Linked DNA regions of Homo sapiens: region 1 is linked to region 2. Evidence: chromatin contacts called from ENCODE Hi-C data. All regions are on one chromosome and are shown on one strand. The core of a region is the stretch at or near the end of the contact, and the rest is flanking DNA. Distances in the headings are between cores, read along the strand shown.

Evidence for each region. Hi-C counts contacts between places; a loop is a spot of excess contacts on that map. Pooled maps may share reads with other maps.
Region 1: a loop to region 2 is called in a map of CD8-positive, alpha-beta T cell, with 5 times the contacts of the local background. The contact joins the promoter of KIF11 here to the promoter of GLUD1 in region 2. A Hi-C loop is called at or near these places in 2 of 168 maps with a recorded cell type or tissue (CD8-positive, alpha-beta T cell and naive thymus-derived CD4-positive, alpha-beta T cell) and 10 of 50 pooled maps.

The regions. Positions count from the first base shown.
Region 1 is chr10:92,590,700-92,595,179 of GRCh38, forward strand. It overlaps KIF11 (kinesin family member 11), which reads left to right and starts at 2,431. Exons shown (of 22, transcript NM_004523.4): 1 at 2,431-2,753. The coding sequence starts at 2,677. RefSeq lists enhancers at 1,146-1,235, 2,046-2,235, 2,266-2,315, 2,417-3,168 and silencers at 2,636-2,685, 2,766-2,835.
Region 2 is chr10:87,092,128-87,096,334 of GRCh38, forward strand. It overlaps GLUD1 (glutamate dehydrogenase 1), which reads right to left and starts at 2,716. Exons shown (of 13, transcript NM_005271.5): 1 at 2,198-2,716. The coding sequence starts at 2,642. SHLD2 (shieldin complex subunit 2) reads left to right here and starts at 3,079. Exons shown (of 10, transcript NM_001330112.2): 1 at 3,079-3,121. RefSeq lists enhancers at 728-1,265, 3,670-3,729 and silencers at 1,950-2,289, 2,490-2,629, 2,750-3,449, 3,370-3,627.

The DNA of each region.
Region 1 (4,480 bases), core at 1,181-3,680, 5.5 Mb after region 2:
GGAGGGGAGATAAAATCAACAGGACTCCACTACACGTGGAGGAATCAAAGGTTCTGGTTAGCACCAGTATCCAGATGAGAAAAGATTAGGGTGGAGATAGGTCCCATTTTGAAATGCCAGCGAGCCACCTAAGAGGAGATATCAATAGACAGCTGGCTACTCAAAATAGAGATGACCAGCAGAAGGAGCTGTAGATGCAGTTATTTCCTTGGGGCGGGTTGTGCGGGGGGGCGCATGTAGGGGATTAGCAAGTGGAGGAACACAAAAAGGACATCAGAGCTTTCCACTACACCGGGTTGTTACTTAATAGACTAACACGACATTTAGGTTCCCATGGGTTGTGTGGGCCAGAAGCGCAGTTCCAGGAACCGACTACAACATAGTGTGGGATATGATGTTTCTCTTCAAATAACCCGATCAATCTTTTATTCTTTAATTCATAGTACCCTCCCTTTTTTCTCTTTTTCTCCTTTTTTGCTTTTGTTAAATGCCCAGGCACGCCACAATACTAGGCCTTATCAATACCAGCTCACATTCCTTTCCTTATTTGAAGGGACTAACTTTTTAGCTCATTACAGACACCCCTTCCCCTTTCCTGTCCGCTTTCTTTTAAGTACCCACCTTAGCTAAAAAAAATCAAATGTTTAGCCAACCGGGATTAGTTTAGATTATACGACCCGACCCCAGCCAATGGGAAAAAGATACAGGGGCAGGACTTGCGTCAAAAATAGACTCCTGCCCCTTTGTTCAGGTGTGCTCTCAAGGCGACTGGCCAAAAAGGCACCCCTCTGCGCAAAAATAAAATTGCTTTGCTAAAAATCCTTTGTTCAAGTGTTCAATTTCCTTAAGATTTTAAAAGTTATTCATAACAATAGGCTCCTGTTTCAGTATTTCCTGGTGCGGCGTACCACACCTACAGCGGTCGAGTCACGCCAGGCACTGCCAAGACGCCGAAAAGTTCTCCCGCAGCAGGCCGGAGGTGACCGACGGCGCGCAGGCCCCAGCGAGCGCTGCATGCTGGGATCCGTAGGCCGGGGCGGCGGATGTTTGCGCAGCTTCCTTGAGATGCCACCGCCCGCTGCGCCGCGCAGAAACGGGGAGCGCAGCGCACCCGCGGCCTGCGTCACTCGGTCAGTGCAGTCGTTCTAAAATCGAGGCGGACCCTGCTTTCTTGCCTGGAGTCACTTAGAGATGATGACTAAAGGATAAATTCAGAGTCCTCCAAATGGCGTCCAGTGTCCATTTCATCACGATTTGGAACCTGTAGTAGCCTTATCGCTTAACACTTCCTAATTATTATTATTATTATTTTCTTTTTGAGAAAGGGCATTGCTCTGTCGCCTATGCTGGAGTAATCCAGCGACATAATCCCGGCTCACTGCAGCCTCTATCTCCCGTGTTCAGCGATCCTTCTTCCTCAGCATCCCGAGTAGATGGGACCAAAAGGCACGCATCACCACACCAGGCTATTTTTTCCCCTCTATTTTTTGTTGAGACCCGTTGGGAGGCGCGGGGAGGGGGGTCTCCCTATGTCGCCCAGACTGGTCTCAAACTCCTGGAACTTAAGTTATCGTCCTACCTCGGCCCGTTAAAGTGTTGGGATTACAGGCCTGAGCCACCGGGCCCCAACATTAATTATTCTTCAAGCCTATTCTGGACCGGGCGCGGTGGCTCACGCCTGTAATCCCAGCACTTTGGGAGGCCGAGGCGGGTGGATCATCTGAGGTCAGGAGTTCGAGACCAGCCTGGCCAACATGGTGAAACCACATCTCTACTGAAAATACAAATATTAGCCGGGCGTGGTGGCACGCACCTGTAATCCCAGCTACTCGGGGGCTGAAGCAGCAGAATCGCTTGAACCTGCGAGGCGGAGGTTGCAATGAGCCGAGATCGCGCCACTGCACTCCAGCCTGGGTGACAAGAGCAAGACTCCGTCTCTCACACACACACACACACACACACACACACAAAGACTATTCTGGTCTCTGCCTCCGGGATGGCGGCTCGCTTTGGACCTCTCTTCTGTGCTTCTACTGCCCTCTCTTACAATTCTCTAATAATTATAATCATGGCGAGTGCTTACCATATATTCCAATCTATTTACTTCCACAAGCTCATTAATTCTCACCCTAACCCTCTGAGATGGTTACTATTATTTCCTCTCTGCAGCTGAGGGAATTTTGGGCTAGGGACGTTATGTAAGTTGAGCCACGCTACGCTAAAAGTTCCACACTCAATTCTAGCGTCTCGGCTCTGGACTACCAAGTTCCGGAGCAAGCAGACAGACCACCTCTTTACGTTCCCGTAGGCCACGCTCCGGGGGCGGGGCTCCAGTGAGGATACTGCATCCCATGGTGCCTTGCGCGCCAGCGCAGCCATTGGTCCGGCTACTCTGTCTCTTTTTCAAATTGAGGCGCCGAGTCGTTGCTTAGTTTCTGGGGATTCGGGCGGAGACGAGATTAGTGATTTGGCGGCTCCGACTGGCGCGGGACAAACGCCACGGCCAGAGTACCGGGTAGAGAGCGGGGACGCCGACCTGCGTGCGTCGGTCCTCCAGGCCACGCCAGCGCCCGAGAGGGACCAGGGAGACTCCGGCCCCTGTCGGCCGCCAAGCCCCTCCGCCCCTCACAGCGCCCAGGTCCGCGGCCGGGCCTTGATTTTTTGGCGGGGACCGTCATGGCGTCGCAGCCAAATTCGTCTGCGAAGAAGAAAGAGGAGAAGGGGAAGAACATCCAGGTGGTGGTGAGATGCAGGTAGGGAGAGGGCTGACAGGATTCCGAGCGCTGCGGCTTCGCTGCTGGGCCCCCTACTGCGCGGTCCAGGGAGAGGGATTTTATTTGCATTTCCTGAGGGTCCCAGTTTCTTGGTTCTCCGCGTTCTGTTCAATAAAAATGACACCCGGTTGCTGTGTGTATGTGGTTTTTAGGAGAAAATAACATGTTTGATTTGATCACTGTTCCATACTGAAAAGTGCGTTCTTATGTTTAAACTATAGTCAATAAAGATGTAGGTGTCACTTTTATATGCTACTTCATGTAGTTTGTCAGTTTGGAAGTAAGACTGAATACCTATTTTGCAGATGGTTAAGCACTTACGTTGGTATTATTACCTCTAAAAAGCAATCAATCACTGTTCTCTTTATTCTAGATGCAATATTTTCTGCATCCCTACTAAACAAGTAAACATCTCTGTCTTTAAACATTAAAAATTAATAAAGTGAGTTTATGTTTTTTAAAAGATCAAGACAAGTTAAGCTAGTGTAAATTTCTGATTGTGCTGCAGTTTTCCCTTTCATCTGCGTGTTTGTTCATAGACCAAACTAAACGGATATTTCGAGATAAAGGGATGTGGAGGGGTGTTCGGCCCTCCCCTGACTGGTTTCCAAATAACTTCCCAATTTTAAAATAAGCTAGAAACTGCTGCTTAGTTAGAATTGATTTATTCAACTTTTTAGAGGCTCTCCACAGTTTACTGAGTATGTGTGTTTTGTGTGTCCGTTTTTGTGGCTGTTAACAGTTGCTGTTGCAACTTTTCTGTAAACCCCAAAGTATTCTAAAATTAAAAGGTTATTTTTTAGAAAAACTTGTATCAACAAACTTTCTTAGGCTATTGTTTACTCAGCCCTGGTAACTTGAATTGTGGATATCGAAGGTGATGACTAGGTTTCTAAACAAGGTGTCAGAGAGGAAATTGGGTGGCAATCTTAAGTCTAGCCAGTGACACTTACTAGTTGTTGTACTCTGGGGCTTCTGTTAGTAGTTAGTTGTTTGAAGATTTTTATTTAAAAATGCAGTGCATATAACAAGTGCAAATTTTAAAATTATTTTGGTTGTTTAATAAAACCAGGCAATATTACCTTTTCCGTATGCATTTATTTAATTTCTTTTTTAATGTTAGTTACAAAATATTTCAGACTTACAAAAAGTTATTAAGAACAATGTAATAAACATTTGTATATTCATCACCCAGATTAAGAAACAAAACAATCATTGCTGGAGCCCCCCTTTTCCCTCTCCATCCCTTTTCCTCCAGCCACTGTTAACCATTATCTTGAACTTGATGTTTATGATCCGTATACATTTCAAGTCTTAGAAGAGATTTACTTTATCACCAATGAATAGAATAGTTCTTTGCTTGTGTCTAATATTTACAATAATTTTTGTGTAAAGAGATTTTTTTTTTCAGATTAGCCTTTTTCTTTCAAATAGCCTTCCTGGTGCGTCTGTCATTAAGCATTAAGCTTTAGTAAATAGGCAACTTATGAGTTGCGAGGTCCTCAGGGGTTGGTAAGCCTTTTCTGTAAAGGGCCCAGAGAAATAAATATTTATTTTATTTAAATACTTTAGGCTTTGCAGATCACATGTGGTTTATCAGTTTTTTTTGAGACGGAGTCTCGCTCTCTTAGGCCGTAGTGCAGTGGTGCAATCTCAGCTCACTGCAACCTCCGCCTCCCGGATTCAAGCAATTTTCCCACTTCAGC
Region 2 (4,207 bases), core at 1,466-3,965:
ATAAATGGGTAGATAGATCTGGGGATGTCTTGAACACAAAGCATGGAAGGCTATAGTACCCAAATTTTGCTGATCATCTGTTTAGTATACTGTTTATTAAGCAAACTAAAATATTTAAGGGCTTTCATAGCTATGTAATCTTCCCCAATCCAGAAAGCCTTTCAAATTCCTGAAGATAATAAATTTGTCACTTTGTAGAGGCCAATTTTCTTTGATGTTCTATCAATGCTTGCAACAGTTTACTAGTAACAATTCAGTTTCTCCCTGTTTATATGCTGGGGGTTAATAGCATGTTTTTTTGTAAATGGGATAAACGGAACAGAAAATTGTATCTTACACTCTAGTACAAGCAAGTGCTACAGTAACAGTGCTTTGGTATGGCTGACCCAATTTGTTGCTAGGTTCAATATTTTGGCATTAAAACTGCTGTGGCAACAAGAGAAAGAGGACTCACAAACTATGGTAAACGAGTTGCTTCAGTGAGTTTGCGGAGCTGCGACTTATAAAAACAGGAGAGAGCTGGGCATCTGAAGAATCGAAGAAAAAGGATTTCAGAGACCAAATCATCCTGCAGAAAACCACATACACTGATTTATCTGTACACCTTTTAAAGGACTGGCAAATGCTGCCAGCAAGATAGTAAAAAATAAACTTGATGTCCGTTTTAAGAAAACGATGCAACTCAATATTTGCTAAACATTGCCTGAACTTCCTCCAACATCCTTATTTGCCTTTCTTTGGAGTCTGAACTTGTTTTCCTGGTTTGGATAATAAGGGAGTGGTAGGAAGAAGGCAGGCAAATGTAGGAGACTGACGGTGTGTACATTTTATACAATTTTGAAGCTAGAAAGGAAATCAGAGGTCAAAGTGGTTCAAACATTGGTTTTGGCTGAGGCAACCAGAGCTAGGGGATAATTAAGCTCCAAAGTTAAGTCCTAGAAGTGGGCGGGGTCAATGCAAATTTAGTAAATCTTTAAAAACAACCTTTGTCCCCCCTGCTGGGAACACCAGCACCGCTCAAGTTTTTTCCGGTACAGAGAGGATTTCTAAAAATCCTCATAAGTCAGCGGGCATAACTGAAAGACCACAGAACCAGGTTTACTGAGACATGGGTCTAGCCCAACATCCTCTGTGCTTCTCAGCCAATCCACCTCCAACAAGACTCCTCGCCTCCCTGGGCTCTTTATTCCATATAATTTTTCTTTTTTACAGTAGACAAAAGTGGTTTGTCCTTTCCATTTTATGTTACTAAAGAGGTATGATGCAATGTATTGGGGGGAAAAAAGCTCTTATTTGCTCGAAGAAAGCAATCTGACTACAGAGGCCAAATCTACAGACATTAAATGATTTAAACCACAGGATAACCCAGTGACTACCAAACATTATCTGACCCCTTTCTTCACGTACTATATTTTTCCTGAAGCTCAAATTCAGGGCTAGCCAGGACCAGTACACACCCCCAGAGCTATTTCATTCCATTGGCTGGCTGGCCATCCGCAGCCTACAACCTGTAAATTTACTGTCAGGACGCCAGGTGTTTATTTGTCAGAGATATTACATTGCTTGTGATTTTTTTGTGTTTTTCCTTTTTTTTGGTATAAAACAGAACTTGTCAGAATGGGAAAATTACTTAATTGAAACGATTAACGCGTGATTAGTAAATTCCTTTGGTTAATAAAACTGTCTAGATTTCAAACTTAGAAGCCAAGTCATTTTCTATGTTCGGATATCATCTGTCACTATTGGAACAGGAGTGAACAAATACCAGAAAATAATTTGACAGCTTGCATTTAGGGGAGACTCACAAAAGCCCAAGAACACTGACGAGGCATTATCACACGGGCAGGTCATTCCCTTTCCTAGAAGTGCATTTCGGCAGGACCCGCCGTGTGTGACACAGACACCGGGACCAAAAGGAGACCGGTGCAGCGTCTACTCTGCATGCAAGATCAGCATATACAGAGGCCCGGGGTGACGGCGCGGGGGAGGGGGCAGGCCAATCGCATGATGATTTTAAGGCGGAAAAATCACCATCCACAGAGCCGGCCACATCCGAGGCGGGGTGACCCGGGCGGGGACCCGGCCCGCTCCAGCTGGGCTGGGCTGGGCTGAGCAGCGGCCCCGCACCGGCAGGAGGCCGGAGGGGAGGGCCGCAGGGGAGGCAGGGAGGGCGGGACGGGGCCCGGCCGACGCTCACCTCCCTTGCAGGGCGTGCGGTGCTGGCTGTGCTGGGCCCGGTAGCCTTCGATGACCTCCCAGGAGCCGTCGTCGCGCCGGATGGGGAAGGAGAGACTCAGCACATGGTTGCAGGGCTTGATGATCCGCAGGATGCCGCGCACCCGGTTCCGCTTCTGCTCCTCGCTCTCCCGGGTCCTCAGGTCCTCCACCAGCTTGTCCTCCACGATGCTGGCGCCGCGATCGAAGAAGCCCTCCACCATCTTGAAGAAGTTGGGGTCGTCCTCGCGGTCGGCCACCGCCTCGCTGTAGTGGCGCCGGGCGGCCAATGCCAGCCCCGGCTGCGGGGCGGCGGCGGGCTGTCCCCGGGCCCAGCCCAGCAACGCGGCCGAGTCGGCGGACGCCGAGCCCAGGGCAGCGGGCCCGGCCCGGGACAGCAACAGCGCTTCGCCCAGGTAGCGGTACATGGCCACAAGCGGAGGGGAGGTGCGTGATGGTCGCGAAACAGGCGCGCTTTCTCAGACTCCCCGCGACTAGGGAGGAAGGGTCCCGCGCGGGTTGCCCTTTTAAGCCGCAGCTTCCTGCTTGCCCGGCTGTCCCCTCCCCTCGGGCGCTCGCCACCTAACGGGGAGGACGGACTTCGGGGACAGGGCGCCGCCCAGGGCGCCGGGCCTCCGCCTCCGCCGCGGCCTCCCCGGGCCTCGCTGGCGGCAGCGCGCGCCGGCGGGGCGTCGGGGGCGCGCAGGCGCGGGCGGGCTCGGCGCGCACGCTCGCGCGCCAGTGGGGAAGGGAGGGGAGGGGAGAGGAAGGGCGGGGAGGAGAGTGGAGGGGAACGGACGGGAGGGGCAGGGAGGGGAAGGTCGGGGCGGGTCGGGGCGGGTCGGGGCGGGCCCACGGGCGGCCGGATTTGCCCGGAGGCCGCACCCGCCTCCGGCGGGGCTCTCAGGTATGTGCGCCGCGGGGGTCCCTCAGGGGGGTTGGGGGTAGCCCAGGGAGGTCGGGGTCGGGGGCTGGCCTCTGTAGGGCGCTCAGAGGCCGAGTCCCCCCGAGCGCCGCGTGGGTGAGGCTTGGCGGTCTGGTCGGGGACCGGGTCATGTGAGTCACGGGCGCCCCTCCTTTCCGCCCGCGCGCCCTCGGAACGGGCGGCCCACCCTGGCCTGTCCTCTGGCGGCCTCAGGCCGGGGCCGGGCGTGCAGGGGCTGACACGTGGGCAGGAAAGCGAGGCAGAGCCGCCGCCGCGTAAGGCCGGGCTGAGGGCTCGGCGTCACCAGCCAGGGCTGCAGAGAGCGGCGTGGCACCCGGAGTTGGATTATGCGTGGCTGGCGTGAGCTGGAAGGGAGTCACTCGCCCACAAGCTCTCACCACGCGAGCTTTTATTGTCCCGTTCAACTGCTCCGCAGTGTGGAGATCGCATAGTTACGCACGTCGTGGTTGTGTCGCCCCACAGTACTGACTGCTTCACCTTTGCAGACAGAGGCTCCGGCCCGGCGCGGTGGCTCACGCCTTTAGTCCTAGCACTTTGGGAGGTCGAGGCTGGAGGATGGCTTGAGCCCAGGAGTTCGAGGCTGCAGTGAGCTACGATAGCTCCACTGCACCCCAGCCTGGGCAACAGAGGGAGACCCTATCTCCCTCTGAAATAGTCTAAAATAAGGAAACTAGAAATGCGATAATGCCCCCAGGAAATTCTTTCTCAGGAATATATGTATTTGTTAAATGGTTCAGTATATGATTTATTTTTTATTTTATTTATTTATTTGAGATGGAATCTTGCTCTGTCGCCCAGGCGGGAGTGTAGTGGCACCATCTCGGCTCACTGCAGCTTCCACCTCCCTGGGTTCGTTCTAGCGATTCTCCTGCCTCAGCCTCGGGGTAGCTGGGATTACAGGCCCGCGCCACCACGCCCGGCTAATTTTTGCATTTTTAGTAGAGACGGGGTTTCGCTGTGCTGGCCAGGCTGGTCTCCAACGCCTGACCTCAAGTGATCCGCCCGCCTAGGCCTCCCAGAATGCTGGGATTACAGACGTGAGCCACC